Regions from separate parts of the Homo sapiens genome. Here region 1 is linked to region 2. A link is a loop called in an ENCODE intact Hi-C map of the cell type or tissue named here. Cell type or tissue: breast epithelium. All regions are shown on one strand. Links, peaks and the distances in the headings refer to the core of each region. The heading gives the core; the rest is flanking DNA.

The links. Hi-C counts contacts between places; a loop is a spot of excess contacts. Peaks named below come from ENCODE experiments on the same cell type or tissue, not always from the same donor. Only the 100,000 strongest peaks of a DNase experiment are listed, where the experiment ranks them.
Region 1: a loop joins it to region 2, with 15 times the contacts of the local background. A loop is called at or near these places in 6 of 110 quality-filtered maps.

The regions. Positions count from the first base shown.
Region 1 is chr1:9,882,349-9,897,508 of GRCh38, forward strand. CTNNBIP1 (catenin beta interacting protein 1) reads right to left here. Exons shown (of 6, transcript NM_020248.3): 2 at 1,357-1,390. LOC124903838 (a long non-coding RNA gene) reads right to left here and starts at 1,350. Exons shown (of 2, transcript XR_007065456.1): 1 at 826-1,350. RefSeq lists enhancers at 1,580-2,369, 4,445-5,033. In breast epithelium, for the core only: no CTCF peak of the experiment used is centred there; DNase peaks (open chromatin) are centred at 6,843, 8,173, 8,943 and 11,033; H3K27ac peaks cover 4,524 bases.
Region 2 is chr1:9,948,706-9,965,526 of GRCh38, forward strand. The region is part of intron 1 of NMNAT1 (nicotinamide nucleotide adenylyltransferase 1); the gene reads left to right. It also overlaps the pseudogene TMEM274P. Among named protein-coding and RNA genes, the nearest start is that of MIR5697, 10 kb to the right of the region's middle. In breast epithelium, for the core only: no CTCF peak of the experiment used is centred there; no DNase peak of the experiment used is centred there.

The DNA of each region.
Region 1 (15,160 bases), core at 4,252-12,251, 67 kb before region 2:
CAGACACCAGTCAAGTCACCCAGATCAATGATCTCAGACACTGAGACAAAGAACATGAAGGTTAAGTTTGAGTCGCCTCGGGGATGTGCGGCTGGGAGCCTGGAGGAGAAGGAGGAGTTGGTAGGGGTGGCATACACGTAGGAAGGCCCGAAGCAGGAAGAGTTGTGGCTTAGGCCAAGTTAGAGCTGGACCACAGGGGCACTCAGTGGGAGGGGAAGAGGTGTTTCAGCAGAAGGAAGTCAAGCCTCAGCTTGAAAAGACCACTGTGGCCAAGGTGTGGAGCAGAGGCTGGGGTGGAGCAGCAGGAAGCAGGAGAGGAGGGGGAGCAGCCAGGCAGGGGCTTGGTTGGGTAGAGAAGAGCCAGGAGGAGTGTAAGAGTGGGGCTGTGGCTGTGGCTGTGGGGAGAGGCCTGGCACATGTCCAGGGTGAGGCCCCAAAGGACAGGCTGGACAGCTGGGACTGAGAAGCCCATGGAGGCGCAAAAGCAGAGGAATGGCACAAGTGCACGTGCCCTTGGGATCAAGTCAGCACTACGGTGAACATTTGCAGAGGGTTCCAGGGCCAGAATCGAAACACGGTGACAAGCTAGTTCCGGGAAACATCAGGGGCACTTCTGGGGGCTACTTGGCCTGGAGTGAGAATGGGGGGCCTCAGGAAGAAAACACGTGCAAGCACGGGTGGGGCAGCCGCAGGGCAGGGGGCTCCTTCTGTGGGCACGCAGAGCCAGAGCAGTCAGGAACAGCGGGTGCCTGGGTGGCAGCAGCGGGACGGCGCAGGAGGGTAGGTCAGGGACCGGGGGAGCCTCTCTCTGGAAGGAAGTCCAACCTGCCAAGCGGAGGGCATTGGGCCCTGGTCAGGAGATGACTCGGGCAGAGTGGTCTCCCAGGAAGACCGGAGTCTGGGTGGATTCATGTGAAGCCCTGTGTGAGATGTGTGGAAGGGCAGGTGGGACACCACAGGCAGGACCTCACGAGGCCCAGGTGCAGGGCAGAGAGGGAGCAAGAACAGTGAGAGCTGCTCCCGAGAGGCAGGAACCAGTGGGTTTTCTATGAAGGAGGCAGAGCAGGGCAGGGGAGAGGTCCACCTGCCCCATCCCATGTCTACTCAGGCCCCACAGGCTCCTGTCCCCATCACAGCCCTCACTAAGCATGGGACTGCCCCCCATGCACATGCTCCAACAGGACAGGGGCTGCTTCAGTAGCTGTAACAACCCCATGCCAGCCTGATCCAGCACCTGGTGTGTGGCATGGCAGGCCCACAAGGAGAGCAGGGAGGATGAGTGGCTTCTGCTCTTCTTCCTCTGCCTAGAAACCCTTTCCCTCCCTCCTCATGGTCCTCCTGGAACTCAGTACTCACCCAGTGCTGTCACCGTTGTCAAGTCTGTCGGTCCCTGCAAGAGGGAGAAGAGGGGCAGAATCTTGCCTGTCCTTTCCCAGGTGCCCTGGCCCCCACTTGCTCTGCCTGAGAGCTGTGCTCAGCCTCAGGTGAGTCTTAACCTCGGCTTTGCCTCCTCCAGGTGGGTCGGCTGACTTAACGGTGCTGGGGGAGCTCAGGGGAGGTCACCACCCAAACAGTCAAGGAGGAAGAAGGTGGGGGAACGGGAGTCTGAAGATGCTGTGGGCAGGAGGGAGGGAATCCATGGGGAAGGAGGAAGGAGGAGGAGGGCAGGGAGCAGAGGAAGGGGAGAGTGAGGCAGAGGCACAGAAAAGGCTCCCGTGGAAGGGGGAGGGCACCTGGGCCAGCAGATTGCCTGTGGCTGGGCCTGTAGGCAGAGCCGGGGTACAAGGGACCCAACAGCTGCTGGGCAGTGAGTGGGGGCGACGGGACTGGGCCAGAGGGGAGGACCAGCTAAGCTCAGTTAACTGGATGCCCTTTCCTGGGAATGGCTCCAGGCACACTCCCCAGCCCACAGCAGGGAGGGAGAGATCAGCCAGCAGCCAGCCAGGCTTTCACCAGGGGCCATGGCAGCCCTTGGGGCAGGGCAGTCTGGGGAGGAAGAGAGCACCATTGTAGACCCCACAGCTCAAGGGAGGAGGGAAGACAGCCAGGCCTTAATCCCCGAGAGCTGCCCAGCCCCAGGCCTCCCAACAGAAATCAGGATCTGAAAGGAAGACTCAGGCTGCCCAGAGCCACCCGGACCCACAGGCAAAGCTTCTATCTAGCAGGTCACAACCAGGACAAGGTGTGGGAGCCAAGGGGACCTGGTCACCAGTTCAGAGTCAGCTGCCCAAGGAACCCTGAGGAAGAGGAAGGTGCTGTCATGGGAGGATGAGAAGCATTTGCTATGAATTGGAACACATCAGAGAAAAACCAGCCCCAAATGCGTATGTACATCCTAGAGAGAGGGGAGGGCAGACAATAAAACACGAGTGATGGGGAAATCCTTAGCACACAGGAAAAAGACAGGTGCTGGGGCCAACCCGCGGGTGAGTGGGAACAGGAGTGTGAGGGTGGGCAGCGGGCCCTTCCTGAGCAAAGACGGGAAGACAGTGAGGGAGGGAGTTGGGGAGCAGAGCTGGACAGAGGCCCTATGGTGGGGGCACAGGGGCGGCTGCAGGCCAGCACTGGGGTGGGGCTGCGGTGGAACAGGCCCAGGCAGAAGAGGGGACAGGGCCTGTGTCACAAGGGCAGCTGGGAGCTGGGAGCAGAGGAATGGCTGGTCTGACTCGGGGTCCAGCAGGACCACCTGACTGTTGAATGGAGACAGGCCCAGGGCCAGAGTAGAGGCCGTGGCAGGAATCCAGGCAGATCTGCTGGTGTCTCAGGTGAGAGGGCAGCAGCAGAGGGTGAGGGTTCAAGGCAGCCAGCTGGGGACTCGTGGCACAGGCAGACAACAGGGAGCGCACTGTGGGATGTGGGGGCAATGGTGACGGCTCCCGGGTTTTCAGTCTAAGTGGCTGAAGGTCGACATTCCTATCAATTGAGATGGGGAGAAGCAAGTGGAACAATTTTGGGGGACAATCACGAGCTGAATTTTAGACTTTAAGAGGTTTTTCCATCTCTGAGCCTTTGTTTCCTTTTCTGTAGAAAGGGGGTGATAACAGCACCTACCTCAAGGGCAGGTTGTGAAAATGAGATAACATGCAAAGAAAGCACTTGAAGCCTGGGCACATAATGAGACTCCGTCTCTACAAAAAATACAAAAGTTAGCTAGGTGTGGTGGCGTGCACTTGCAGTCACAGTTATTCTGGAGGCTGAGGTGGGAGGATCGCTTGAGCCTGGAAAATCAAGGCTGCAGTGAGCAGTGATCATGCCACTAAACTCCAGCCTAGGTGACAGGGCAAGACCCTGTCTCTAAAAAAAAAAAAAAAGAGGACAGGTGCGGTGGCTCAGACCTGTAATCCCAGAACTTTGGGAGGCCAAGGCGGGTGGATCACCTGAGGTTGGGAGTTCAAGACCAGCCTGACCAACATGGAGAAACCCTGTCTCTACTAAAAATACAAAATTAGCCGTGTTGGTAGTGCATGCCTGTACTTGGGAGGCTGAGGCAGGAGAATCGCTTGAATCTGGGAGGCAGAGGTTGTGGTGAGCCAAGATTGTGCCATTGCACTCCAGCCTGGGCAACAAGAGTGAAACTCCATCTTGAGGAAAAAAAAAAAAAAAAGCACTTGGCCCAGTGAGTGCCTGGTATACAGCAAAGGCTCAATAAATTCTAGTTACTATACTAATGAGATAAGAAAATGACACAGACCATGTAAGTAAATGCTTTTTGTTACAGTATGGGGGATGGGAGTAAAAATAAACAGTAAGAATTCAAAGGCTTTTAATACCCTCAGCTTCTCGCCTCTTCTCTCCCAGCTGCCCGTCAGTCCCCAGCTGGCTCAGAGGAATGATAAGGGACAGAGAGGCGGGAGGGGACCTTGCTTCCACAGTCTGAGTGCTGCCCCGAATCACTGGGAACACTTCTCAGCAGGGTGCCGCTGACATTTCAGACTGGGTGCGTTTCTGCTGGAGGGCTGTCTGCACATTGCAGAAGCTGAGAGGCATTCCTGGCCTCCACCCACTAGATGCCAGTAGCAGCCCCCCTCCAGTTGTGACAATCGAATCGAATATATCTTCTGACGTTGCCATGTGTCCCGTAGGGGACAAAATTGCCAGGTCGAGAGCACTGCTTTAAAGAAGCAGCTGACACGTACTCTGGCTTACTCTGTGCCTTGCACCATTGGCAACTCTCAGGTAAGTGAATCATTCAGTCTTCGCCACACACGTCCCTACAGGGCTTTACAAATGGGCATGCCATGGTGCACAGAGGTGACATAACTCACCTGTCATGGCCCAGCTAGTCCACATCGGAGCAGGATGGAACCCAGATTGTTCAAGGTCTCAACCGCTCTGCCCTGTTGCTCTCCAGTATACAAGTACCTGGGTAAAAAGTCACTCTGAGCCAGCGAGGGGGACGGGGGGCAGAGGCCTGCCGCAGCTCCTGCTAGAGTCCCACACAAGGTAGCACCTCAGGTCCTCTAGCGACATCAAAAAAGGGAGTGCCAGAGGGAATTTCCACACGCTCCACTCTCAGTAATTAAACTGCAACAACCTCCCAGACTCTCAGGCCTCAGGAGCAACCGCCTTAATTAATATATTCCACGTTGCAGCCTCCTCCATCCACAGCCACGCTCGGTATTCCCGAACCGCACTCCACCAGCAGAGCTAGGACAAAACAGGCCTCCTAGTGAGGCATGGCATTTGCAGGCCACAGCCCCATTCTTAGGGGATAAGCCTGGGATGGGGAATGTGTCTTGAGGTCACCAACCCCAATTCAAACCTGATGCAAAGCTCCTTCCTGCTCCCTGAAGCCAGGTGATGCTACCGAAGAATAATTACTGTTGTCACCACAGCATTTTCTAAGTCCAGGCACAGAGTGGCAGAGTCAGTCAGCCCTCACAAGCCTGCAAGGTAGGAATTATTCCCATTTTATGGATGACAAAACTGAGGCTCAGAGAAGGTAAGTAACCTGCCTGAGGCCATGGAGTAATAAGTGGTAAGCCTGGATCCAAGGCCATGCTTTCCCTCTCTCCTAACAGCCCCTTCTGGCTCAGGAGTTGACAGACGCATTATCCATTTTAACTGAAATTAAAAGAAAAATGTGGGCCGGGCACAGTGGCTCACGCCTGTAACCCCAGCACTTTGGAAGGTGGAGGCGGGCAGATCAGGAGGTCAAGAGATCGCCAACATAGTAAAACCCTGTCTCTACTAAAATTACAAAAATTAGCTGGGCATGGTGGCACACGCCTGTAATCCCAGCTACTCGGGAGGCTGAGGCAAGAGAATTGCTTGAACCCAGGAGGCAGAGGTTGCAGTGAGCTGAGATCTCGCCACTGCACTCCAACCTGGCAAAAGAGCAAGATTCCGTCTCAAGAAAAAAAAAAGAAAAAGAAAAATCCACCTTACAGGAAAAAGAAAAACGGCTAGAGTCCAACCCACTGCCAATCAGAGATTAATTCGAAAATAAGGCTTACAATTATTATATACCAATAGAAATTAATTAATTATTTTTGAGATGGAGTCTCACACCGTCACCCAGGCTGGAGTGCAGTGGTGCGATCTCAGCTCACTGCAACCTCCGCCTCCCGGGTTCAAGTGATTATCCTGCCTCAGCCTCCTAATAGCTGGGATTACAGGCACCCACCACCACACCCAGCTAATTTTTGTATTCTTAGTAAAGACGGGGTTTCACCATGTTGGCTAGGCTGGTCTTGAAATCCTAACCTCAAGTGATCCACCTGCCTCAGCCTCCCAAAGTGCTGGAATTACAGGCATGAGCCACCACACCCCGCTAATTAATTTTTAAAAAGAAAATATGGTCTGGGCACAGTGGCTCATGCCTGTAATCCCAACGCTTTGGGAGGCTGAGGTGGGAGTATCACTTGAGGCCAGGAGTTTGAGCCTGGGCAACAAGGTGAAACCCCATCTCTACAAAAAATAAAAAAAAAAATTTAAAAGCTGGGCATGGTGGCCGGGCGCGGTGGCTCATGCCTGTAATCCCAGCACTTTGGGAGGCTGAGGTGCGCGGATCACCTGAGGTCAGGAGTTCAAGACCAGCCTGGCAAACATGGTGAAACCCCGTCTCTACTAAAAAATACCAAAAATTAGCTGGGTGTGAGGCTGAGGCAGGAGAATCGCTTGAGCCCAGGAGGCAGAGACTGCAGTGAGCCGAGATCGCGCCACTGCACTCCAGCCTGGGTGACAGAGCAAGACTGCCTCAAAAAAAAAAAAAATTAAGAAATGGTAATGTAAGGCGATGGGGAGAGGCCCTGCATCTGTCTACACACAGTGCCATCTGCATCGCATCCCAGACCACCCCATGTTAGCCACAGCTAGCCCTCCTCCAGTGGGGGCAGCCATGAAGCCCAAATGCAGGAGGACCCTTTCCTCTCTGGCTACAGGTCTGCTGCCGTGGGAGTGATTCTGGAATTCTCAACAGTTTGCCCTATGCACACTCCGAGATCAGAGTAGCCCGCCTGTCCCCTTCACAGCAGTGCCGTGCACGCTGTTCCAGGTCCAGAGCTCTCTGATGAAGGCCCTTTCGGAAGGTTCTGGGAGCATTTAAATCAAATCCACCTGACCTCATTCAATACAGCCCCGCAATGGCCAGAATGCAATGCTGCACCCAGCTGAGCCGCCTACCTACTGCAGGAAAGGTACTGACACGGCAACCAGGCTGGGAGGGAGGCGCCTGGAACCACTGGGGCATCCTCCTTTCTATGAAGGGGCTCCTGTTCAGAGCAAGCTCTGCAGGCCACCAGCAGGCATGCCACACACACCAAAGTGCTCCAGCACAGGCACAAACCTGCCTGGAGACAGCTTCCCCAGGACCTGCACGCTGGACAGGAAGCAAAAAGAAAGGGCTCCTTCTGTCCCTCCCACGCACTGAGGCAGGCGGTCAGATCCAAGCTTACCCTCATATTCCCTCTACAGCCGTGGCTCTCAATGGGGGCGATTCTGCCCCACGGCAGAAATGTGGCAATATCTAGAGACATTTTTGATTGTCACGACTAGTAGGGTCCTGCTGGGTAGAGGCCAGGATCAGTGCCCACCACCAATAATTATCCAGCCCCACGTCTGGAGAGCTGAGTGAGAAGCCCTACTAGGGGGCCATCTCGGAGCTGCCGATTGCACCAGGCTCCCTCCACATCTCTGGGCCTCTGCATCTGCTATGCTTTCCACCTAGAACTTCCTTCCCTCCCTGATTCCTGAGACCAAGCCTCACAGATGTTCTCTGCTCTACAACACCTTCTCTGGGCTGCCTCGAGGCCTGTGTCTGCACATCCGCCTGCATTTCCTCTTCTCGCATCACCGCCCCAACACTGTACCTGGATATCTGAGAAATGTTCACCACCAGACTGGAAGCTCTTTGAGGACAGACCGGGGGTGGTTTTAAGGCCTTTATAGGCCCCAGGGAACCTTATTCTCAGAGACATACTAAAACAAACCCACATCTCTTATTAAATGTAATCCTCACGTAACTCACAAGAGTAGAGGGAGTGATATATTTTTTTCCCACATGGCCAATATTTTTGTGGACCCTAGAAAAACTTGTAAGGCTCTGTGCTGAAGAATCTGGACAGGTGAGACACCACTGCTAGCCACAACTGGGGCTCCTCGAGTGGTGAAGTGAATGGGAACCATGAAGGAAGTGCCCCCCAGCCTTTGCATGGCCTCACTTCAGATAATCCTAACACACCAAGGAGCTGGAGGAACCTGCATGTTCCTATAACTGGATTGGCATGAGGCATCTGTTTACATCTTCTGGTTTAAAATATTTATCCTTGTGATTCTGGCCCAGATCTCGTTGTCTCTCCAGTCCTGAATTGAGTGAAACCCACCTTTTTACAGAGGCAAGAGTACCTGGCAGGCCTGCTCTGACAGCCTCTTGAAATTCAGCTGAAAACAATGCAAACAGGAAGGCATGTGGAGCCTGAGGAAGTTTCCTTGGCTGCCCCAGAACACTGAAGATCCTGGGCTATGTCTTCAGGCTCTACTGTTCTAACCAAGGGGACGTGCTGGTGGAGGTTTTCTCTCTGCACAGTGGGGGGACAAGGACAGAAGAAAAGAAAGGCATCTTTCGGCTTAATTTTAAAAGAGGTTCTTTTTTCTTCCCAGAGAACAGCTGGAGCCCTGGAACCTGGCCAAGTCAGAGCCTGAGACCTGAAGTCAGGAACCAGCACGCCTACAAAATCCAGCCACGGATCTTCCTTTAATTCAGTCTGACTCATTACCTTCAGCCTCTGGCAGGTTCCAGAGGGGTTACTAATGCAGAATCCAGAGCCTTCTTCTATTTATAAGCCAATGGAAGGGCTGGAATCCTAGCTCTTGCATGGGTACAAGCGCCCCCTCACTCCTGGGTATGAGGCCTCCCAGGCCTGACCGACCTTCCCCATGGGCTGTGCACCTGGCAGGAAGCTTCCTGAGCAAAGGCATCAAAAGATCCTCTGTGTCAACTGGAGGTAGAGGAACGCTTTTTCTCTCCTGGGACACCAGAGAGATCCCCAGCAAGCTGACTAAGTCCCCAAAAGGCAAATTAATTTGCATTTCTGTCAGGAAGGGACCACTTCCAGACCTAGTAATTCCAGGGATGGAGCCTGGCCCAGAGGTTCTGGAGAGCATGGGTCACCTCCAGAGAGTGCGGGTCACCTCCAGAGAGTGCGATCAGACTGGAAATTTTGACCTATGGAAGCTCCATCAATCCCGCTGTCAAAAGCTATGCCAGCTCTTTGCAGGGTCACAGCTTAAAATTTTAATTACATTAGGAAATTTAAAAGTACTTCAAGAAGAAAGGGGGAAAACTGACACAGTGCTATTTTTGGCGGGGGTGGGGGGCACTCACGTTTCTCCACAAGGTACATAAGGTCCCTTCACTCTGAACCACACTGACATGTTCACGCCACCCCATTCCCACAAGGACAAGCCTCATCCTCAGAGGCAGGCCTGGGCATGGCCCGGCCCTCCCATTGCCTGAGGGTCACCCAGATCTTCTCAACAGGCACCTCTCTCTCCAGCTCTTCTCCCCTTGCCCCATTCCCTCCATAGCTTTCCCTCATTAAAGCCTCTATAATTGGTTCAAACAAACAAGCTTCCTGAACTGAGTTTGCTGCATCCCCTCAGAATCCCAGGGCTGGGAAAGCCTCCAGCTTCCTGTGGTGAGGATTAGGTCATTAAATCAATTGGATCGGCTGCAGGACTGTGCCCCCGGAAGCAGCCCCCTCCTCACCACCCGGCTCTGGGGATGGTCATCCTCAGGACCTGGCTGAGAGACCCCAGGTGCAGCCTCCTGGGGAAACGCTTCCCAATCAAACTCTTCGGAAAATAAGTTTTGTTGGGCACAGTGGCAAATGCCTGTAATCCCAGCACTTTGGGAGACTGAGGTAGGAGAATTGCTTGAGGCCTGGACTTCAAAACCAGCCTGGGCAATAAAGTAAGACCCCATCTCTTTAAATTTTTTTTTTTTTTTTTTTTTTTTTTTTTGGAGATGGGGTCTCGCTCTTTCCCTCTGTCGCCCAGGCTGGAGTGCAGTGGCGCAATCTCGTTTCACTGCAACCTCTGCCTTCCAGTCTCAGGTGATTCTCCTGCCTCGGCCTCCCGAGTAGTTGGGACTACAGGTGCGTGCCACCATGTCCAGCTAATTTTATTTTGTATTTTTAGTAGGGACAGGGTTTTGCCATGTTGGCCAGGCTGGTCTCAAAATCCTGACCTCATGTGATCTGCCTACCTCAGCCTCCCAAAGTGCTGGCATTATAGACATGAGCCACCGAGCCTGGCTTCTACAAAAAATCTTTAAAAGATTAGCTGGGTGCAGCCTGGGCGCGGTGGCTCACGCCTCTAATCCCAGCACTTTGGGAAGCTGAGGCGGGCGGATCATGAGGTCAGGAGATCAAGACCATCCTGGCTAACACGGTGAAACCCCGTCTCTACTAAAAATACAAAAAATTAGCCAGGCGTGGTGGTGGGTGCCTGTGGTCCCAGCTACTCGGGAGGCTGAGGCAGGAGAATGGCGTGAACCCGGGAGGCAGAGCTTGGAGTGAGCCGAGATCGCGCCACTGCATTCCAGCCTGGGGGACAGAGCGAGACTCCGTCTAAAAAAAAAAAAAAAAAAAGATTAGCTGGGTGTGCAGTGGCTTGCACCTGTAGGCCCAGTTACTTGGGAGGCTGAGGTGGGAGGATCCCAAGAGCCCAGGAGTCTGAGGTTGCAGTGAGCTATGATCACACCACTGCACCCCAGCCTGGGCAACAGAGCGAGACTGTCTCAAAAAAAAAAAAAGAAAAGAAGTTTTAAGGCCACTGCCTCTTTCCAACAGGCTGTCAGCATAAAGGTATGTGTTAATTTGCATAAAGATATAGGTGTATCTGTTTACTTCGCAAATACACCCATCTGTGCTACAGAGGCCAGGGTTCCTGGCTCCACGCATCACGTGAGCCACACTGCTTGCTTGTTTGGGTGATTGCTTCTGCTCTACTAAGCAGGAGGCGACCTTCCTGATCCTTTCCCCTCCAGCTACCTCGGAACAAAACATAATCCAAGGAAGGAGGAAACCTCCCCCTAAGAGGCTGTTGAGGACTCAGTTTCCTTCCTCTCCAAATGTTTAACAAGCCAATAATCAAAATCAACAATGCTTTAAACAAAGACCCCTTCAGAATCTCCCATGTGTTTATCCCATTAACTTACTGTGGGAAACGGTATCGGGACAAAAACTCCTGATGGGTCACAAGGCCTTGTCCAGTCTGAAGGCAAGGACAGTGGCAGCTGGAGCTGAAGGGAAGGAAGATCAGAAAAGACGCACTTGCTCCAGAAGAGGGGAAAATACAGCACCTGATACAATAGGAATCCACCCACAAACCCTGGAGGGTTTGTTCAAGGTTAAAGCCACCACAGACAAGCTCAGGAGAGTAGCCACAGGGGCGGCCAGTGTAAAGTGTCCAAGAAACTGTCCCTAGTCACAATGGGCGCAGGCATGAACACCCAGATCTGGGCACACCCTGGCAAACTAGCTCAGGAGACGAACCACCATCACCCATTTGTAATGACATCCCCTTTCCCAAAGCCACGAAACTGTTAGTCACCAAACCACAGAAAGGAAGCAGAAGCTTCTGGCAAAACTGGTCTGTTAAGAGCTCCCCTGGCAAAAAGACTCCAGTTTTTCCAGGCCAACGACTCACCCAAGACTGTTACATTTTACAAAATGAAACCCAGGAGTCTTTACAAGCCCATATCCAAAGAATGTAAGCAGGACCTGCCCTCCTGCAAAAACTCTCCATTGAGAGGAAAAAGCTTATCTCAAGGGTCACTGGAAGAGGGTTAATTACACGACACATTAATTTGATGATTAAGATGATTTCTGAGGATTAAGACTTTGTTTAAGTCCCAGAGAACAAAACTTCCTTGCAAATTTCCTTGGAGCACATAATGCAATGTTAAAAAACGAAAACAAAACCAAAAAAGGCATCAACGCACAGGACAAAGCATGCTAGGTCTTACCTGCTTCTAGAAAAGTCACTGAAGTCTGCCAGAAAGACACTAATCATAAAAACTTCCAAGTCCGAAAAAAGAATAACTCACCCAAAAAAGAAGTTCCTAAGAGAGAGGGAAACTGACTATTGTACATGCTGTAAAAGGACAAAGAAACCAGAAATCCAGGACAATAACCCAGGAGGGCCACGGCAACCAAAGGACCTGCAATCAAAATCAATTCCAGATGGAACAAAGTTGTTTTTTTTTCTTCCTCCTCACCTTTTTCTTTTGAAAAATTCCAAAGCCACGGAAGAGCTAAAAGAACAGTACAAGAACATCCACATACCTTGCTCCTGGAGTCCCACTGTTCACATTTTGCTATATATGTTTTATGGCTCTGTGCTGTGGGTATATGTCAAGGTACACGCACACTGCTGCTTTTCCTGAACCATCTGAAAGTCAATTGCAGAGATCATGATACTTGGCTAATGCCTCAGCACAGATCTCCTAAGGCCATTCTCCTACATAACCACAATATCATTAACACCCCAAGGAATTCTTGTTTGTTTGGTTTTGTTTTTTGAAACAGTGTCTCGCTCTGTCACACAGGGTGGAGTGCAGTGGTGCGATCACAGCTCACTGCAGCCTCAACATCCAGGGCTCAAGTGATCCTCCCCCCTCAGCCTCCTGAGTAGCTAGGATTAGAGGTGTGCACAACCACACTCGACTGCTTTTTTTTTTTCTTTTCTTTTGTGAGACAGGGTCTCACCCTGTCACCCAGGCTGGAGTGTAGTGGTGCAATCTCAGCTCACTGCAACCTCCACCTCCCAGGCTTAAGCGATCCTCCCACCTCAGCCTCCCAAATAGCTAGGCCTGCAGGCATGCATCACTATACCCAGCTAATTTTTATAGTTTTTGTAGAAATGGCGTTTCACCATGTTGCCCAGGCTAGTTTTGTTTTTTGTTTGAGACAGAGTCTCGCTCTGTCACCCAAGCTGGAGTGCAGTGGTGTGATCTCTGCTCACTGCAATTTCCGCCTCCCGGGTTCAAGAGATTCTCCTGCCTCAGCCTCCTGACTAGCTAGGATCACAAGTGTGACTGCCATGCCTGGCTATTTTTTTTTTTTTTTTTTTTGAGACAGAGTCTCACTCTGTCCCTCAGGCTGGAGTGCAGTGGTGCAATCTCGGCTCACTGCAAGCTCTGCTTCCCAGGTTCACACCATTCTCCTGCCTCAGCCTCCCAAGGAGCTGGGACTACAGACGCCCACCACCATGCCCTGCTAATTTTTTGTATTTTTAGTAGAGACAGGGTTTCACCGTGTTAGCCAAGATGGTCTCGATCTCCTGACCTCATGATACGCCCGCCTCGGCCTCCCGAAGTGCTGGGATTACAGGCATGAGCCACTGCACCCGGCCTGTTTTGTTTTTGAGACAGTCTTACTCTGTCACCCACGCTGGAATGTAATGGCACAATTGCAACTCACTGCAACCTCCGCCTCCTGGGTTCCAGCGATTCTCCCACCTCAGCCTCCCAAGTAGCTGGGATTATAGGCACCCACCACCATGCCCAGCTAATTTTTGTATTGCAGTTGAGATGGGGTTTTGCCATGTTGGGCAGGCTGGTCTTGAACTCCTGACTTCACGTGATCCGCCCGCCTCAGCCTCCCAAAGTGCTGGGATTACAGGCGTGAGCCACCATGCCTAGCCTAGTTTTGTTTTGTTTTGAGATGGAGTCTTGCTCTGTCGCCAGGCTAGAGTGCAGTGGCACGATCTCGGCTCACTGCAACCTCCGCCTCCCGGGTTCAAGCGATTCCATTGCCTCAGTCTCTCGAGCAGCTGGGACTATAGGTGCACGCCACCATGCCCAGCTAATTTTTTGTATTTTTAGTAGAGACAGGATTTCACCATGTTGGCCAGGCTGGTCTCTCGAACTCCTGACCTCGTGATCCACCCGCCTTGGCCTCCCAAAGTGCTAGGATTACAGGCATGAGCCACCGCACCTGGCCTTGTTTTGTTTTTTAAGAGATGGGACTTGCTATGTTGCCCAGGCTGGTCTTGAACTCCTGGCCTCAAGCAATCCTCCTGCCTCTGCCTCCAAAAGTGCTGGGATTACAGGTGTGAGCCACCACGCCCGACCTTCCCAAGGAATTTAATATTGACCAAGTAGTATCTTTGATATCCACCCCATATCCAAATTTCCCCAATTCCCCCTCCCCCTCAATTTGGCCTTCACTTGTGTTTAATCCAGGACTGGATCAAGGATCTCAGTTGTATTTGGTTCCCATGCTCTTCAACCTACTTAATCTAGAGTGGTTTAGCAGCTTTTCTTTGTTTATCAGGATATTAACATTTTTTAGAGTCCAGGACCCTTGTCTTTAGGATGTTCCACAATCTGGATTTGGCCAATTGTTCCTTAAACACTTTCACAAGAAATTATGTATCTGATGTATCAGTGTTCCACTAGAAGTGCATAATGCCAGTTTGCCCCAATTCTGGTGATGCTGGCTTTGATACCTTGGATATGGATCAAAGTTTTAATGTATAAAACATGGAGTGAATGTATTAGACGAAAACACAGGCAAAGAAAACAGTGCGAGAAGAAAATATGAAATGAAACCTAGAAGTCAGCCGGGTGCAGTGGCTCATGCCTGCAATCCCAGCACTTTGAGACACAAAGGCAGGCAGATCACCTGAGGTCAGGAGTTCGAGAGTAGCCTGGCCAACATGGTGAAACCCCGTCTCTACTAAAAATATAAAAATTAGGCCGGCCATGGCGGCTCACGCTTCTAATCCCAGGATTTTGGGAGGCCGAGGTGGGCAGATCACAAGGTCAGGAGTTCAAGACCAGCCTGACTAACATGGTAAAACCCCGTCTCTACTAAAAAATACAAAAATTGGCCGGGTGCGGCGGCTCACGCCTTTAATCCCAGCACTTTGAGAGACCAAGGTGGGCGAATCATGAGGTCAGGAGTTCGAGACCAGCCTGGCCAAAATGGTGAAACCCCATTTCTACTAAAAATACAGAAATTAGCCAGGCATGGTGGCACGTGCCTGTAGTCCCAGCTACTCAGGAGGCTGAGGCAGAAGAATCAATGGAACCCGGGAGGCCAAGGTTGCAGTGAGCCGAGATCGTGCCACTGCACTCCAGCCTGGGCGACAGAGTGAGATTCTGTCTCAAACAAACAAAAAAAAAAAATGAAAATTAGCCGGGCATGGTGGCGCGCGCCTGTAATCCCAGCTACTCAGGAGGCTGAGGCAAGAGAATCGCTTGAACACGGGAGGAGGAGTTGCAATGAGCCAAGATCACATCACTGCATTGCACTCCAGCCTGGGAGACAAAGCGAGACTCTGTCTCAAAAACAAACAAACAAACAAAAAACGTGGCCAGGCACGGTGGCTCAGGCCTGTAATCCCAGCACTTTGGGAGGCCGAGGCGGGCGGATCACGAGGTCAGGAGATCGAGACCATCCTGGCTAACATGGTGAAACCCCGTCTCTACTAAAAATACAAAAAATTAGCCAGATGTGGTGGCGGGTGCCTGTAGTCCCAGCTACTCAGGAGGCTGAGGCAGGACAATGGCATGAGCCCAGGAGGCGGAGCTTGCAGTGAGCCAAGATCGCTCCACTGCACTCTAGCCTGGGCCACAGAGCGAGACTCCGTCTCAAAAAACAAAAACAAAAACAAAAACAAAACAAAACAAAAAAAATGAGAATTAGCC
Region 2 (16,821 bases), core at 4,699-12,698:
ATGGCCCCATCTCAGCTCACTGCAACCTCCGCCTCCTGGGTTCATGTGATTCTCCTGCCTCAGCCTCCTAAGTAGCTGGTACAGGCACCCGCCACCATGCCTGGCTAATTTTTTGTATTTTTAGTAGAGACGGGGTTTCACCATGTTGGCCAGGCTGGTCTCGAACTCCTGACCTCAGGTGATTCACCCACCTGGCCTCCCAAAATGCTGGGATTACAGGCGTCAGCCACTGTGTCTGGCCCGGAATTGTTAAATATACACTGAAGTAAAAAGACAAAACACGGCTGGCCATGGTGGCTCACGCCTGTAATCCCAGCACTTTGGGAGGCCGAGGCAGGTGGATCACCTGACGTCAGGTGTTCAAGAGCAGCCTGACCAACATAGTGAAACCCCATCTCTACTAAAAATACAAAAATTAGCCGGGCATGGTGGCAGGCACCTGTAATCCCAGCTACGTGGGAGGCTGAGGCAGAATCGCTTGAACCCTGGAGGCGGAGATTTCAGCGAGCCGAAATCACACCACTGCACTCCGGCCTGGGCAACAGACCAGGACTCTGTCTCAAAAAAAAAAAAGAGAAAGACAAAACACAATGCAGGTCACTTAGCTATTTTCTCTAGAAAACAATTAGCTGTCATGATGCAGAAGATTGTTATAATCTATAAGGGGGAGGTTGTGGTTATTTTTACTCTAAAATCTTCCACTGCTTTTTTTTTTTTTTTTTGAGATGGAGTTTCACTCTGTCACCCAGGCTGGAGTGCAGTGGTGCAATCTTTGCTCACTGCAACCTCCACCTCCTGGGTTCAAGCGATTCTCCTGCCTCAGCCTCCCGAGTAGCTAGGATTATAGGTACACACCAAGAGGCCCAGCTAATTTTTGTGTGTGTATATATATATATGTATGTGTATATATATAATTTTTTTGTTTTTTTTAGTGGAGACGGAGTTTCACCATGTTGGCAAGGCTAGTCTCAAACTCCTGACTTCAAGTGATTCGCCCACCTCGGCCTCTCAAAGTGCTGGGATTACAGGCATGAGCCACCGTGTCCGGCCCCACTACATTCTTAAAGAAGCAATAAATTGACCTTGTTTAAATACACAATCTGAATTACTGGGGTCTTTTGAAACTAAACCTTTGTTCATTACTAAGATTTCTATTTTCCTTCCTCTTTTTCAGCACTTATTTCTATAGCAGTCTCCCAGCTGATGCCACTTAACTTCATTGAACAAAAAATGAGGTTTAGAAAATCACAATAATCATTGTGAAAGTATTTGATAGGAGATCTTTATTTGGGGTGAATTGGGTTATGATGTCAGTCCTGTGATTTCAGCGGAACTGTTTCTTTTTATCCATTGTCAGTGAGTGCTCATTAATACTTAAATGCAGCTTTCTTTTTCTTTCTTTTGAGACAGAGTCTCGCTCTGTCACCCAGGCTGGAGGGCAGTGACGCAATCTCGGCTCACTACAACCTCTGCCTCCCGGGTTCAAGTGATTCTCCTGCCTCAGCCTCCCAAGTAGGTGGGATTACAGGCACCTGCAACCATGCCCGGCTAATTTTTGTATTTTTAGTAGTGACAGGGTTTTGACATGTTGGTCAGGCTGATCTCGAACTCCTGACCTCAAGTGATCCGCCCGCCTTGGCCTCCCAAAGTGTTGAGATTATAGGCATGAACCACCACGCCTGGCATAATGCAGTTTTCTACTAAATGACTGATTTTGACATGCTTCCTGTTATTGGCCCTGCTGTTCAGCTGAAATAGCAGGATAGGAGATGGTCGTGTGATGGCCGATAGGTGGCAGTGCTGCTGGGACAGGCCCAGCCTGGTAGAGACGAGTATCTCAGACAGGAAAAACAGGACCCAGATGGCTCAGACTGTTGGGTTAGCATCTGGCCTTCGACAGGTCACCCTGGCCCGCCAGATCAGCCCCAGGCCTGACAAAAGCACTACAGGATAAAGAATAGGATCTCATTAAATGCAGTGGAAGTAACGTGAGAAGGATGGCTTTTCATATGCCATCCTAACCCTCCCCTCCCCCCGTTTTCTTTGCTTTGCTTTTCATACTTCTTAGCTTCTTGGATCTCTTGCTTTAAGAGGAACTAGGGTGTGGGCACAGTGGTTCACAGCTATAATCCCAGCACTTTGGGAGGCTGAGACGGGTGGATCAGTTGAGGTCAGGAGTTCAAGACTAGCCTGGCCAACATGGCGAAACCCCATCTCTACTAAAAATACCAAAATTATCCAGGCATAGTGGCACACACCTTTAATTCCAGCTACTGGGGAGGCTGAGGCAGAAGAATTGCTTTAATCCAGGAGGAGGAGGTTGCAGTGAGCCAAGATCACGCCACTGCACTCCAGCTTAAGCAACAAAGTGAGACTCTGTTTCAAAAAAAAAAAAAAAAGAGGAACTAGAGCTTAATATTCTCCTTGCAACATCACAGTCACAGTGCTGGTTGAGTAGTTACTTGCCTCGAAGGACTGGTAAGCCTTTGACAAGGATTGGTTACTTGGGAAGTTTTCTTGCTTACCTGTAGAAGTTAAGCTGCTCACCGACAGGAGCACAGACAAGTAGTAAAGTTCAGGGGTTGTTGTTTCCTACATTTGAGAGAGAAAAGGTGCTATGAGGAATACTTTGTCTTTTAATCAGAATGTGTTAAAAATGTTTTGCCACAAGGATTTAAATGAAGGTGCCAATTTAGCAAGAAATAGAAGTCTTGCTGTATACTGTGCCAAACCCAATCCAACAGCTTCAGTTTTTTTTTGTTGTTGTTGTTGTTGTTTGTTTGTTTTGAGGCAAGATGTTGCTTTGTCATCCAGGCCAAAGTGCAGTGGTGTGAGCATGGCTCACTGGAGCCTTGACTTCCTGGGTTCACGGGATCCTCCTGCCTCAGCCTCCCAAGTAGCTGGGACTACAGGCACGTGCCACCAGGTCCAGCTAATTTTTGTAATTTTTGTAGAGATGGGGTTTCTCCACATTGCCTATGCTGGTCTTCATCTCCTGGGCTCAATCGATCTGCCTGCCTCAGCCTTCCAAAGTACTGGGATTAGAGGCGTGAGCCACTGTGCCCGGCCTGTTTCACTGTTGATTAATATCTTAACTACTTTTCGAAGCTCTAGTAAAGTAGAATTCACCTACAAAAACAAAAATCTCTTGTAGAATTTTTAAACTTTCCCCAGTGAAATGTTTTAACTGTGACATGTGCCTAATCAGGTATTCCATCTCCACATATCTCTTCTTTTGGTGTCAGTAGAAAATAAATATTGAAGACATATTATTTACAGCCAAACTTTCAGATTAAGATAAGCCTTTAGAAATTCTTTGTTTATGGCTCACGCCTGTAATCCCAGCACTTTGGGAGGCCGAGGTGGGTGGATCACGAGGTCGGGAGATCCAGACCATCCTGGCTAACACAGTGAAACCCCATCTCTACTAAAAAAAAATACAAAAAATTAGCCGGGCATGGTGGCGGGCACCTGTAGTCCTAGCTACTCGGGAGGCTGAGGCGGGAGAATGGCGTGAACCTGGGAGGCGGAGCTTGCAGTAAGCACAGATTGCGCCACTGCACTCCAGCTGGGGTGACAGAGTGAGACTCTGTCTCAAAGAAAAAAAAAGAAATTCATTGTTTAAAAACATACACAGTCTGTTGCCAAAACTGTTAACACCATAGTGCAGACTCCTTAACTGAAGGATCCCACACCAAATGCAGAAGACATCCACTTCAGTGCCCGTGGCAATGGCTCCATCTGAACAAACTGCACAGTAAAACCTAAAAAGACAGAGGAACAGCATCAGTTTTTAGGTTTAATCATCTCAGAAAGAAACATATTCTTTGTTTTTTTGTTTTTTTTTCTTAAGACAGAGTCTCACTCTGTCACCCAGGCTGGAGTGCAGTGGCACAATCTCAGCTCACGGTGACCTCTGCCTCCTGGGTTCAAGTGATTCTCCTGCCTCAGCCTCCCTAGTAGGTGGGATTATAGGTGTGCACCACCACTTCTGGGTAATTTTTTGTATTTTTAGTAGAGACAGGGTTTCACCATGTTGGCCAGGCTGGTCTCGAACTCCTGACCTCAGGTGATCTGCCCACCTTGGCCTCCCAAAGTGCTGGGATTATAGGCGTGAGCCACCACGCTCGGCTAGAAACATATTTGAGCCACCACGCTCGGCTAGAAACAGATTCTTGAATGCAAACCTAAATGCAATTTGTTTCCTTCCCTTCCTGCTGTGGAACAGAAATGTCCAGTCTGGGCAAACTAATTTTTCCTTTGATATAGATTGTATGCATGTTTTTTTTTTTTGAGACGGAGTCTTGCTCTGTCGCCCAGGTGGAAGTGCAGTGACGTGATCTTGACTCACTGCAACCTCTGCCTCCTAGGTTCAAGCAATTCTCCGGCCTCAGCCTCCCGAGTAGCTGGAACTACAGGTGCCCGCCACCACGCCTGGCTAATTTTTTTTGTATTTTTAGTAGAGACGGGGTTTCACTGCATTATCCAGGATGGTCTCGATCTCCTGTCCTTGTGATCCACCCACCTCAGCCTCCCAAAATGGGATTACAGGTGTGAGCCACTGTGCGCGGGCTTTTTTTTTTTTTTTTTGAGACGGAGTCTTGCTCTGTTGCCAGGCTGGAGTACAGTGGCGCCATCTCAGCTCACTGCATCCTCTGCCTCCCAGGCTCAAGTGATTCTCCTGCTCCAGCCTCCTGAGTAGCTGGGATTACAGGCCTGCACCACCACACCCAGCTAATTTTGTTTTTTTTTTTGAGACGGAGTCTCACTCTGTTGCCAGGCTAGAATGCAGTGGCATGATCTCGGCTGACTGCAACCTCTGCCTCCCGGGTTCAAGTGATTCTCCTGCCTCAGCCTCCCAAGTAGCTGGGACTACAGGCGTGTGCCACCACGCTCAGCTAATTTTTGTATTTTTAGTAGAGACAGAGTTTCACCATGTTGGCCAGGCTGGTCTCAAACTCGTGACCTCAGGTGATCCATCTGTCTTGGCCTCCCAAAGTGCTGGGATTGCAGGCATGAGCCACCACACCCGGCCCTATTTTTTCATTTTAAAAAATTCGGACATAGTTTTTGCTGAAATCATATATCACTCTTTTTTTTTTTTTTTTTTTTTTTTTTGAGACAGAGTCTTGCTCTCTTGCCCAGGCTGGAGTGCAGTGGCACGATCTTGGCTCACTGCAACCTCCGCCTCCCAGGTTCAAGCGATCCTCCTGCCACAGTCCCCATCGTAGCTGGGACTACAGGCACGTGCCATCATGCCCAGCTAATTTTTGTATTTTTAGTAGAGAAGGGGTTTTGCCATGTTGGCCAGGCTGGTCTTGAACTCCTGATCTCAGGTGATCCACCTGCCTCGGCCTCCCAAAGTGCTGGGATTACAGGCATGAGCCACCGCACCCGGCCCATACATCACTCTTAAAAGCACATTCAAAGGAAAATATAATTAAGATAGATTAGCTAAAATATTTCTTAAACTTCTCCACATTTCAGAATGTTGAGAATAGAGACCAACTCTGTGTCCTTTTTTTTTGGAGATAGGGCCTCCCTCTGTCACCCAGGCTGGAGTGCAATGACATGACTCACTGCACCCTCCACCTCCTGGGCTTTAGTGACCCTCTTACTTCAACCTCCCAAGTAGCAGGGACTACAGGTGCATGACACCATGCCCAGCTAACTTCTTCTATTTTTTGTAGAGATGATGTCTCACCATGTTGCCCAGGCTGGTCTTGAACTCCTGACTTCACACGATCCTCCCACCTCAGCCTCAAAGTGTTGGGGTTACAGGCATGAGCCACTGGACCCAGCCCTGTATCACTTTTTGACTTCAAGTTGCCATTGTCCTTGTTTTTCTACGCAGAATCATCTCTTGATCAATGACTATTTATTGAATGAAAAACCCGATACTTTAATATTATAACACTAAAGAATTTTATAGCAGAAGGAATTTGGGCCAGGCATGGTGGCTCATGCCTGTAATTCCAGCACTTTGGGAGTCTGAGGTGGGTGGATCACAAGGTCAGGAGATTGAGACCATCCTGGCCAACATGGTGACACCCCATCTCTACTAAAAATACAAACATTAGGTTCGTGTGGTGGCGCGTGCCTGTAATCCCAGCTACTCAGGAGGCTGAGGCACGAGAATCGCTTGAACCCAGGAGGCGGAGGTTGCAGTGAGCCGAGATCACACCACTGCACTCCAGCCTGGCAACAGAGCAAGACTCCATCTCAAAAAAAAAAAAAAGGAATTTATGTTTAACTTAATTTGGTTCCGTACTCAAATTATAGAACAACTAAAAGAGAGGCCAGGCACGCTGGCTCACGCCTGTAATCCCAGCACTTTGGGAGGCTGAGGCAGGTGGATCACCTGAGGTCAGGACTTTGAGACCAGCCTGACCAACATGGTGAAACCCCATCTCTAAGCTGGGCGCGGTGGCTCACGCCTGTAATCCCAGCACTTTGGAAGGCTGAGGCTGGTGGATCACCTGAGGTCAGGAGTTTGAGACCAGCCTGGCCAACATGGTGAAACCTCATCTCTACTTAAAATACAAAAAATTAGCTGGGCGTGGTGGTATGCACCTGTAATCCCAGCTACTCGGGAGGCTGAGGCAGGAGAATCGCTTGAACCCGGGAGGCGGAGGTTGCAGTGAGCTGGGATCGCGCCATTGCACTCCAGCCTGGGGACAAGAGCGAGACTTTGTCTCAAAAAAAAAAAAAAAAAAAGAAAGAAACCCCTTCTCTACTAAAAATACAAAATTAGCTGGGTGTGGTGGCGCATGCCTGTAATTGCAGCTACTAGGGAGGCTGAGGCAGGAGAATCACTTGAACTTGGGAGGCAGAGGTTGCAGTGAGCCGAGATTGCACCATTGCCCTCCAGCCTGGGCAAAAAGAGTGAAACTCCATCTCAAAAAACAAAAAGCAAAAACAACTAAAAGAGATACTTAGGAAGTTTTTAAAGATTCCCTTCACCTGAATTTTAGATGTGAGTTGTTTTTTTAATTTTAGTCTATGAGTTCCTGAAGAGCAGAGAGCTCTGTCCTACCAATTTTTGTTGTAGCAGTGTCTGGCTACTATTTGTAGTAGATACTTAATAAATGCTTGACGGATAACTACACACTTACCAATTGTGAAGAAGGTAAAGATGGTATTACTAACCAGGTTGTACAGGAGAGATTGGCTGCAATATTGGGAAGATCTGGGCCTAAAAGTCAATAAACTGGGTGATACATTAATTTATTACTTATTACAGGAAATCTATGGTATACGCGTAACACCAGAAGGCACTAATCCTTGAACTCTAATTCTTATTCTGGCACTGGGTTCATCTTGGCTGTAGGCAACTCACTTCTCTTGAGAACCTTGGTTCCTTTACCATGACTGTAAATAAATGCTACAAAATAGTCCATAAATAATAGTAAGAGTTATTAGTGTCATCACTGGTAAATAAATAACGTTTACCATGTTTCTTTTCTTTTTTTTTTTTTTTTTGAGACAGAGTTTTACTTTGTCACCCAGGCTGGACTGCAGTGGTGCGATCTCTGCTCACTGCAACCTCTGCCTCCCAGGTTCAGGCAATTCTTGGGCCTCTGCCTTCCCAGTAGCTGGGATTACAGGCACGTGCCACCACACCCGGCTAGCTTTTGTATTTTTTGGTAGAGATGGGGTTTCATCATGTTGGCCATGCTGATCTCGAACCCCTGACCTCAAGTGATTGGTCTACCTTTTTTTTTTTTTTTTTTTGAGACAGAGTCTTGTTCTGTCACTGAAGCTGGAGTGCAGTTGTATGATCTCAGCTCACTGCAACCTCCACCTCCTGGGTTCAAGCGATTCTCATGCCTCAGCTTCCTGAGTAGCTAGGATTACAGGCGTGTGCCACCACACCTGGCTAATATTTTGCATTTTTAGTAGAGATGGGGTTTCATCATGTTGTCCAAGCTGGTCTCGAACTCCTGACCTCAGGTGATCCGCCCACCTTGGCCTCCCAAAGTGCTTGGATTACAGGCATGAGCCACTGATCCTGGCCTTGTTTACCTTTTTTTTTTTTTTTTTTGAGACAGAGTCTCGCTCTGTCACCCAGGCTGGAATGTAATGGTGTGATCTTGGCTCACTGCAACCTCCACCTCCGAGGTTCAAGCGATTCTCCTGCCTCAGCCTCCTCAGTATCTAGGATTGCAGGCACATGCCACCATGCCTGGATAATTTTTGTATTTTTAGTTGAGATGGGGTTTCACCATGTTGGTCATGCTGGTCTCAAACTCCTGATCTTGTGATCCACCCGCCTCGGCCTCCCAAAATGCTAAGATTACAGGCATGAGCCATTGCATCTGGCCTTTTTATTTTTATTTTTGAGGTGGAGTTTCGCTCTTGTCACCCAGGCTGGAGTTCAATGGTGGGATATCAACTCACTGCAACCTCTGCCTCCCAGGTTCAAGCAATTCCCCTGCCTCAGCCTCCTGAGTAGCTGGGATTACAGGAATGTACCAGCATGTCAGGCTAATTTTGTATTTTTAGTACAGACAGGGTTTCTCCATGTTGGTCAGGCTGGTCTCACACTCCCAACCTCAGGTGATCCGCCCACCTCAGCCTCCCAAAGTGCTGGGATTACAGGTGTGAGCCACCGTGCCCAGTCTTGTTTACCATTTTTTTTTTGAGACGCAGTCTCACTCTGTTTCTTGCAGTGCCGCGATCTTGGCTCACTGTAACCTCCACCTCCCGGGTTCAAGCAATTCTCCTTCCTGAGCCTCCCGAGTAGCTGGATTACAGGCATGCGCCACCACGCGAGAGTGGGCTTCACCATGTTGGCCAGGCTGGTCTCGAACTATTGACCTCGTGATCCACGCCTCGGCTTCCCAAAGTGCTGGGATTACAGGTGTGAGCCACCGTGCCCAGCCCTTATTTACCAGTTTTTAAATTCACGTTAATTTGCGATTTTGGTGAAAAACTATTTCATGGGAATTCTGACTTCTAGTAAGGAAAAATGACTTATTTTACACAGACTTTCTGTAATAGAAGCTGGTGAGTTTGAGTTCGGCTAATTACAAGGAGTGTTGCAGCTTCCTGTCACTCCCCCTCGCTTAAGTAGATTCTCAGTTTTCAGATTTTTTTTTAGAATTAAAGTTATTAACAGACTGTTTCCGCTAAGAATAATTTCGAAGACAGAATCTGAAAGAACATATTAAGTAATAATCAGGTCGGGCGTGCCTGTCACCCTCAGCCCTGCAGACATAAGCTAACGCTAGACCGTTGGGACTGGTCTCCAGGGAATCTGTAAGTTGAGACATTGGTCCCCTCATTGTCTCCTATTTAATGGCTTTCTATACCAGAAGAAGTAAGTGTGGATTAAAAGTTAAGCTCAGTTTACCCACAGCTATCTTCACTATATTGAGATTTTTGGCTTTTCAAAGAAGTGAAGTAGGTGATTGCCCTTGGTAATAGGGGCAGAAAACATGGGGCAGGCTGCAATTAACATTTTACATTACTCGTTTAGTGATGAAATAGCTTCCAGAAAACAAATTCAGGTTCTGTTTGGTGATAATGTTACATTTAACTACAGAGATAAAGTTTTAAACATAATGATATTTTGTGTTTTTAGTAGAGATGGTGTTTCTGATTGAATTGAGATCCATTGCATTCTAATAAAATTCTATCTAATAATACTTCAATAAGAATATTAAAATAGCTACTACTTATTGTTCTCCCATTATTTAGCAGGCTTTGTTGATACTGATTTTTTGTTTTGTTTTGTTTTTTTTTTTTTTGAGACAGAGTCTTGCTCTGTCACCCAGGCTGGAGTGCAGTGGTGTGATCTCAGCTCACTGCAACCTCTGCCTCCTGGGTTCAAGCAATTCTCCTGCCTCAGCCTCCTGAGTATCTGGGACTACAGAAGCACACCACCATGCCCGACTAATTTTTGTATTTTTAGTAGAGATGGGGTTTCACCATGCTGATCAGGTTGGTCTTGAATTCCTGACCTCGTGATCCGCCCACCTCTGTCTCCCAAAGTACTGGGATTAGAGGTGTGAGCCACTGCTCCCAGCCTGTTGATACTGATCTTTAGGGAATCTTTAGAACCTTGGTTCCTTTATCATGACTGTAAATTAATGTAAAACAACCTGCAAGTAATACTAAGTTATCAATATTCATAATTGGTAGACAAATGTGTCAAACATTTTACATGCATTATCTAATTTAATATGCACAAAATCCTATGACATAGGACTGTGGTTCTCCATTTTTTTAAATGAGGAAACTGACTGTTAACTGACAAACTGAGAGTTAATCTACCTACCACAACTTGCACAAGCAAATGAAAATTGTTACTGCTCAAAGCATTTTTGAAATTCTTTTGAGATTACGTGTACGTAGTTTCCATGGCATGTAAGAAAATCTTGGTCGGGCACAGTGGCTTAAGCCTGTAATCCCAGCACTTTGGGAAGCCGAGGCAGGTGGATCACCTGAGATCGGGAGTTTGAGACCAGCCTGGCCAGCATACTGAAACCCCATCTCTACTAAAAATACAAAAATTAGCTGGGTGTGGTGGCGGGCGCCTGTAATCCCAGCTACTCAGGAGGCTGAAGCAGAAGAATCGCTTGAACCCGGGAGGCAGAGGTTGCAGTGAGCTGAGATCGTGCCATTGCACTACAGCCAGGGGACAAGAGTGAAACTCCATCTTGGAAAAAAAAAAAAAAAAAAAAAAAAAGAGGCCGGGTGCGGTGACTCACGCCTATAATCCTAGCACTTTGGGAGGCCAAAGTAGGCAGATCATGAGGTCAGGAGTTCAAGACCAGCATGACCAATATGGTGAAACCCCATCTCTACTAAAAATACAAAAATTAGCTGGGCGTGGTGGCATGCGCCTGTAATCCCAGCTACTCAGGAGGCTGAGGCAGGAGAATGGCTTGAACCTGGGAGGTGGAGGTTGCAGTGAGCCAAGATTGCACGCCACTGCACTCCAGCCTGGCGACAACGAGACTCTGTCCCCCCACCAAAAAAAGAAAAGAAAGAAAATCTCACCATTAACTAATCATTCTAACTCCCTTCTTCACTGTAAACTATTAAATTCACCTTGATTATTTTATTAATTGGGTTTAGCACTGAATAACTTTAGGGGATTCACAGAAATCAAATATACCCTCCAAAGACAGATTTATCCCCAGTGAAGGTACTCAAAAGAATATGCAATTTCAAAATATACCCCCAAGAGTATTTAATGGCAGCATTGTTGGAACAAGAACATAGCTACATGCTTAAAGTTATTGTTTTGAAAGGAATAGCACCCTTTTAGAGGTGTAAATCCTGAGAGGTGGTGAGGTCAGCCATGTTACTTAACTCTTAGCCAACACAGGTTTAATACTGAGCATCCTGAAATATGCGATAGGGAAAGCCAAACAGAATTACTATTGTTTTCGAAAAGTTGATTTTTAAAAAACTGACTTTTTAGCCAGGAGTGATGGCGTGTGCTTGTAGTACTAGCTACTTGGCAGGCTGAGGTGGGAGGATCTCTTGAGCCTGGGATTTGAAGGCTGCAGTGAGCAATGATTGTGCCACTGTACTGCAGCCTAGGCAACAGAGCGATACCCTATCTCTAAAAAAAACAAAAACAAAAACAAAAAAACCCTGGCTTAATGTTATGTTAATATTTACATCTCAGTGTTTTTAAAACATAAAGATCAGTTATTTTGGCCAGGTGTGGTGGCTCATGCCTCTAATCCCAGCACCGTGGGAGGCCAAGGTGGGAGGATCACTTGAGGCCAGGAGTTTGACACCAGCCTGGGCAACACAGCGAGACCCCATCTCTACCAAAAATAATAATAATAATAAAGATCAGTAACTACCCAGGCCAAAACGCAGTGGCTCAATTTCAGCCTCCCGAGTGGCTGGGACTACAGCCACGTGCCACTGTACCCAGCCCAAGATTAGTAATTTTAAAATTAAAAGTAAATTTTAAGCCTCAAGACTGCCAGAGAAAGAAATGAACTCCTTATTGTCACAGTGAGCTGAGGAGGGACACTTACAGCCTGAGCTGGTGAGTTCTCAGCAGCCAGCAGTGCAAGCGATAGGCCGTGTGGGCCAAACAAAAGTGAATCATGGTGACACTGGGCCCAGAGCACCTGGAGCAAGACAAGGAGGACCCAGGTCAGTCCCGTTAGAGTTTCCAAACTGCTGCACCCATTCATCAATCGGCCACAGCCCCCCTATACGCATGCGCATGTGCCCTGCAATGATATGGAGGAAGTACTCTTCAGGAAAGGGACAGACCCTAGTTCTTTAAAACCCACTTTTGGCAGCAATAGGAGCTCACTGTAACCTTAACTCTTGTGTGGCTCTGAAGGTTTAGAGTCTGGTGTGAGCTCGAGTTGGCTTTGTTAACAGTTAGTGGAACTGTGAGCTGGATATTTGAGACAAGTTATAGATGTAACAAGGGAGAAAGACAGCTTCCTTTATGCTGAGAGATCAGCTTCCTCCAGCCCTTCCACATCCCTTGGGCATCACCTGGAAACCTAAGCTTATCCCCAAGTGTAGGGCTAAAAGCTGTTTGTTCCATCCTTCCCTGAAGTCTGCTTCAGAACTGCAGCAGCTCCCTTGAGGACCCACACCTCTCGAACTCAGCCTTACCCTTCTTCCATCTCTCTCTTGGGAATAGTAACTGAAACCTGAGATGGGCGGGGTTGTCTGACGCCAGCTGTCTGTCTGGTGCCAGCTGAACCCAGCCCCTCCACCAGTCTTTGAGAGCATGCTCAGTGGCTGGTGGATACCCTGATTTCTCTGTAGGCCTCAGGGTACTATGGGCATGTCGCATTCATCACCCCCTCCCATAATACCACTGGTAGTTTTTATGGGTATCGAGGGCCTGGGGTAGGGATAAAGGGTATGGGTACAAGCCCCAAGTGAATCATGGTATGATACTTTTGATGGTAACTGAAAGGTAAGACATTTAAATCATTCTTAGTGATGAACTCATTTTTTTCTAATGCCCTAGTGACTACTACTGAACCTTCTCCGTTATTCCCTAAGAACAGTTAGCAGTGTCCCTGTGATCCCACCACTGTGCCTTCTTTCGAGAAGGCCCCAAGTATATATATATTTTTTGAGACGGAGTTTTGCTCTTGTTGCCCAGGTTGGAGTGCAATGGCATGATCTCGGCTCGCCGCAACCTCCACCTCCCAGGTTCAAGTAGTTCTGCCTCAGCCTCCCAAGTAGCTGGGATTATGGGCATGTGCCACCATACCTGGCTAATTTTGTATTTTTAGTAGAGACGGGGTTTCTCCATGTTGGTCAGGCTAGTCTCGAACTCCCAACCACAGGTGATCCACCTGCCTCGCCCTCCCAAAATGCTGGGATTACAGGCATGACCTACCGCGCCCGGACCCCAAGTATCTTTCTTACTTCCATTTCCACTGACTATTTGTGGCTGCTTTTCCTATCTTGTTTCATCCCGTCCAATGAATTCCAAATCATCACTGTCATCAGTAACATCACTTTCCTCAAAAATAACAGCTGCCGCCGGGCGCGGTGGCTCACGCCTATAATCCCAGCACTTTTGGAGGCTGAGGCAGGCGGATCACGAGGTCAGGAGATTGAGACCATCCTGGCTAACATGGTGAAACCCCGTCTCTACTAAAAATACAAAAAATTAGCCCGGCGTAGTGGTGGGCGCCTGCAGTCCCAGCTACTTGGGAGGCTGAGGCAGGAGAATGGCGTGAACCCGGGAGGCGGAGCTTGCAGTGAGCCGAGATCGCGCCACTGCACTCCAGCCTGGGCGACAGAGCGAGACTCCGTCTGAAAAAAAAAAAAAAATAACAGCTACCATTCATTTTAACACTGTGCCAGGCAATATGCTAAGCCCCTTGCCATGTTTATCCTCAGAATTAATCCTCAAAGTAACTGAGATTGGCCTTCTCATTATCTCCATTTTACAGATAAAGAACCTAAAAACAGAGTTAAGAGATCAAATCAAGATCACACAACCAAATAAGGGTTTTTTTTTTTTTTTTTTTTTTGAGACGGAGTCTTGCTCTGTAGCCCAGGCTGGAGTGCAGTGGCGCGATCTCGGCTCACTGCAAGCTCCGCCTCCCGGGTTCACGCCATTCTCCCGCCTCAGCCTCCCGAGTAGCTGGGACTACAGGTGCCTGCCAACACACCCGGCTAATTTTTTGTATTTTTAGTAGAGACAGGGTTTCACCGTTTTAGCCAGGATGGTCTCGATCTCCTGACCTCGTGATCCGCCCGTCTCGGCCTCCCAAAGTGCTGGGATTACAGGTGTGAGCCACCGTGCCTGGCCCCAAATAAGGGTTTTTAACACCCATGTCATATTATTTTGAGAACCCTGTTGTCACTCCTTTGCTCAGAAACCTTCAAAGGTTCCCATTGTCCAAGGGGTTAAAGTTTATATTTCTCAACTCCTTAGCTATGAGAGGGCTCAATTCCAATCTACACTGTTCCAGTTTATCTCCCATTTTTCTTCTTGGTGAGAGAGCTTAAGAGTCAGGAAACCTAAATTCTAGTCCTGATGTGCCATTCACTAGCTTTGTCCACTGACAGCATAAAATCTGAACAAAAGCAAGTTGGTCAGCCTAGCAGTTATGTCTGACTACTATTGGGCTACAAATGAACAGTCTTGACACAGGTGTTTTCAGTATTGCCAAGTCTTAGATGTACACAGTGAGGCATTGCATAGCCTTAATTTCCAGATTTATTTTTAACCCACTATTTCTTTTTTTTTTTTTCCAAGATGGCGTCTTGCTGTGTCCCCCAGTCTGGAGTGCAGTGGCACAATCTAGGCTCACTGCAACCTCCATCTCCCGGGTTCAAACAATTATCCTGCCTCAGCCTCCCGAGTACCTGGGATTACAGGCGCACACCACCACGCCCAGCGAATTTTTGTATTTTTTAGTAGAGACGGTTTCACCATGTTGGCCAGGCTGGTCTCGAACTTCTGACCTCGTGATCCGCCCACCTCAGCCTCCCAAAGTGCTGGGATTACAGGCGTGAGCCACCGCATCTGGCCCCCATTATTTCTTTTTTGAGATGTTTGTAATAGTGAAAAATTAGAAAAACCTAAATATCCAAAGGTCGAAGATTAACTGGAAAAACTGAATTAACTATAGATTATCATTTGGAACATGCTAATTGCTTTTGGCCAAGTTATTTTTTTGCAGTGAGAATCAAATGACAATGTGTATGAATTTTATTTTATTTTATTTTATTTTTGAGACAGAGTCTCACCCTATCACTCAGGCTGGAGTGCTGAGGCGTGATCTCAGCTCACTGCAACCTCTGCCTCCTGGGTTCAAGTAATTCTTGTGCCTCAGCCTCCCAAGTAGCTGGGATTACAGGCACCAGCCACCACACCTGGCTAATTTTTATACTTTTGGTAGGGATGGGATTTCACCATGTTGGCCAGGCTGGTCTCAAACTCCTGGCCTCAAGTGACCCACCTACCTCGGCCTCCCAAAGTGCAGGGATTACAGGTGTGAGCTACCACACCGGGCCGAAAGTATTTTTATAAAGCCAGGTGTGGTGGTTCACACCTGTAATCCCAGCACTTTGAGAAGTGTAGGTGGGAGGATCACTTGAGCCCTTGGTCTTGAAATCCTGGGCTCAAGCAATCCTCCCACCTCCACTTCCCAAAGTGGGAAGCAGAGCCTGGGCAACAAAATGAGACTCCTTCTCTACAAAAAAATAGAAAGATAAGCTGGGTGTGGTGATGTGTGCCTGCAGTCCCAGCTACACGAGTAGCTGAGGCAGGAGGATCCTTGAGCCCAGGAGATCGTGGCTGCAGTGAGCCATGTTCAAGCTAAACCTCCCAGCTTTCCCAGCCTGGGTGACAGAACAAGACCCCGTCTCAAAAAGAAAAAATAAAAGTATTCTATACTTTTGTTTTTGTAAACCAAAAGTAGCATATAACTATTGATGTGTTTATTGTCATTTGCTATATTTCTATGTTAATTATAAAAATGCTTCAAGCGGCCAGGCACGGTGGCTCATGCCTCTAATTCCAGCATTTTGGGAAGCCGAGGCAGGCGGATCATGAGGTCAGGAGATCAAGACCATCCTGGGCTAACACGGTGAAACCCCATCTCTACTAAAAATACAAAAAATTGGCCAGCATGGTGACGCACACCTGTAGTCCCAGCTACTCGGGAGGCTGAGGCAGGAGAATCACTTGAGCCAGGGAGGTAGAGGTTGCAGTGAGCCAAGATTGTGCCACTGCACTCCAACCTGGGCGACAAAAAAAAAAAAAAAAAAAAGCTTCAAGCTCTACAAAAAATTCCCCAAAGTTTTGAAAATACTTTGAGCAAGATTATGTCACTGGAATTATATTTATAAGATCTCAGGGCCAGGTGTGTTGGCTCATGCCTGTAATTCCAGCACTTTGGGAGGCCGAGGCGGGTGGATCACCAGGTCAAGAGATCAAGACCATCCTGGCGAACATGGTGAAACCCTGTCTCTACTAAAAATACAAAAATTAGCTGGGTGTGGTGGCGTGGGCCTGTAGTCCCAGATGCTCAGGAGGCTGAGGCAGGAGAATCGCTTGAACCCAGGAGGCGGAGGTTGCAGTGAGCTGAGATTGTGCCACTGCACTCCAGCTTGGCAACAGAGCGAGACTCCATCTCAAAAAAAAAAAAAAAAAAAGATCTCAGAATGATTATTTTTAAGACATTCTTTGGATATATAAGAATATTTATTACTTTTTAATTTTTATATTATTGTTGTTATTTTGAGACAGAGTCTCGCTCTGTCACCCAGGCTGGAGTGCAGTGGTGCAGTCTCGGCTCACTGCAACCCCTGCCTGCCAGGTTCAAGTGATTCTCCTGCCTCAGCCTC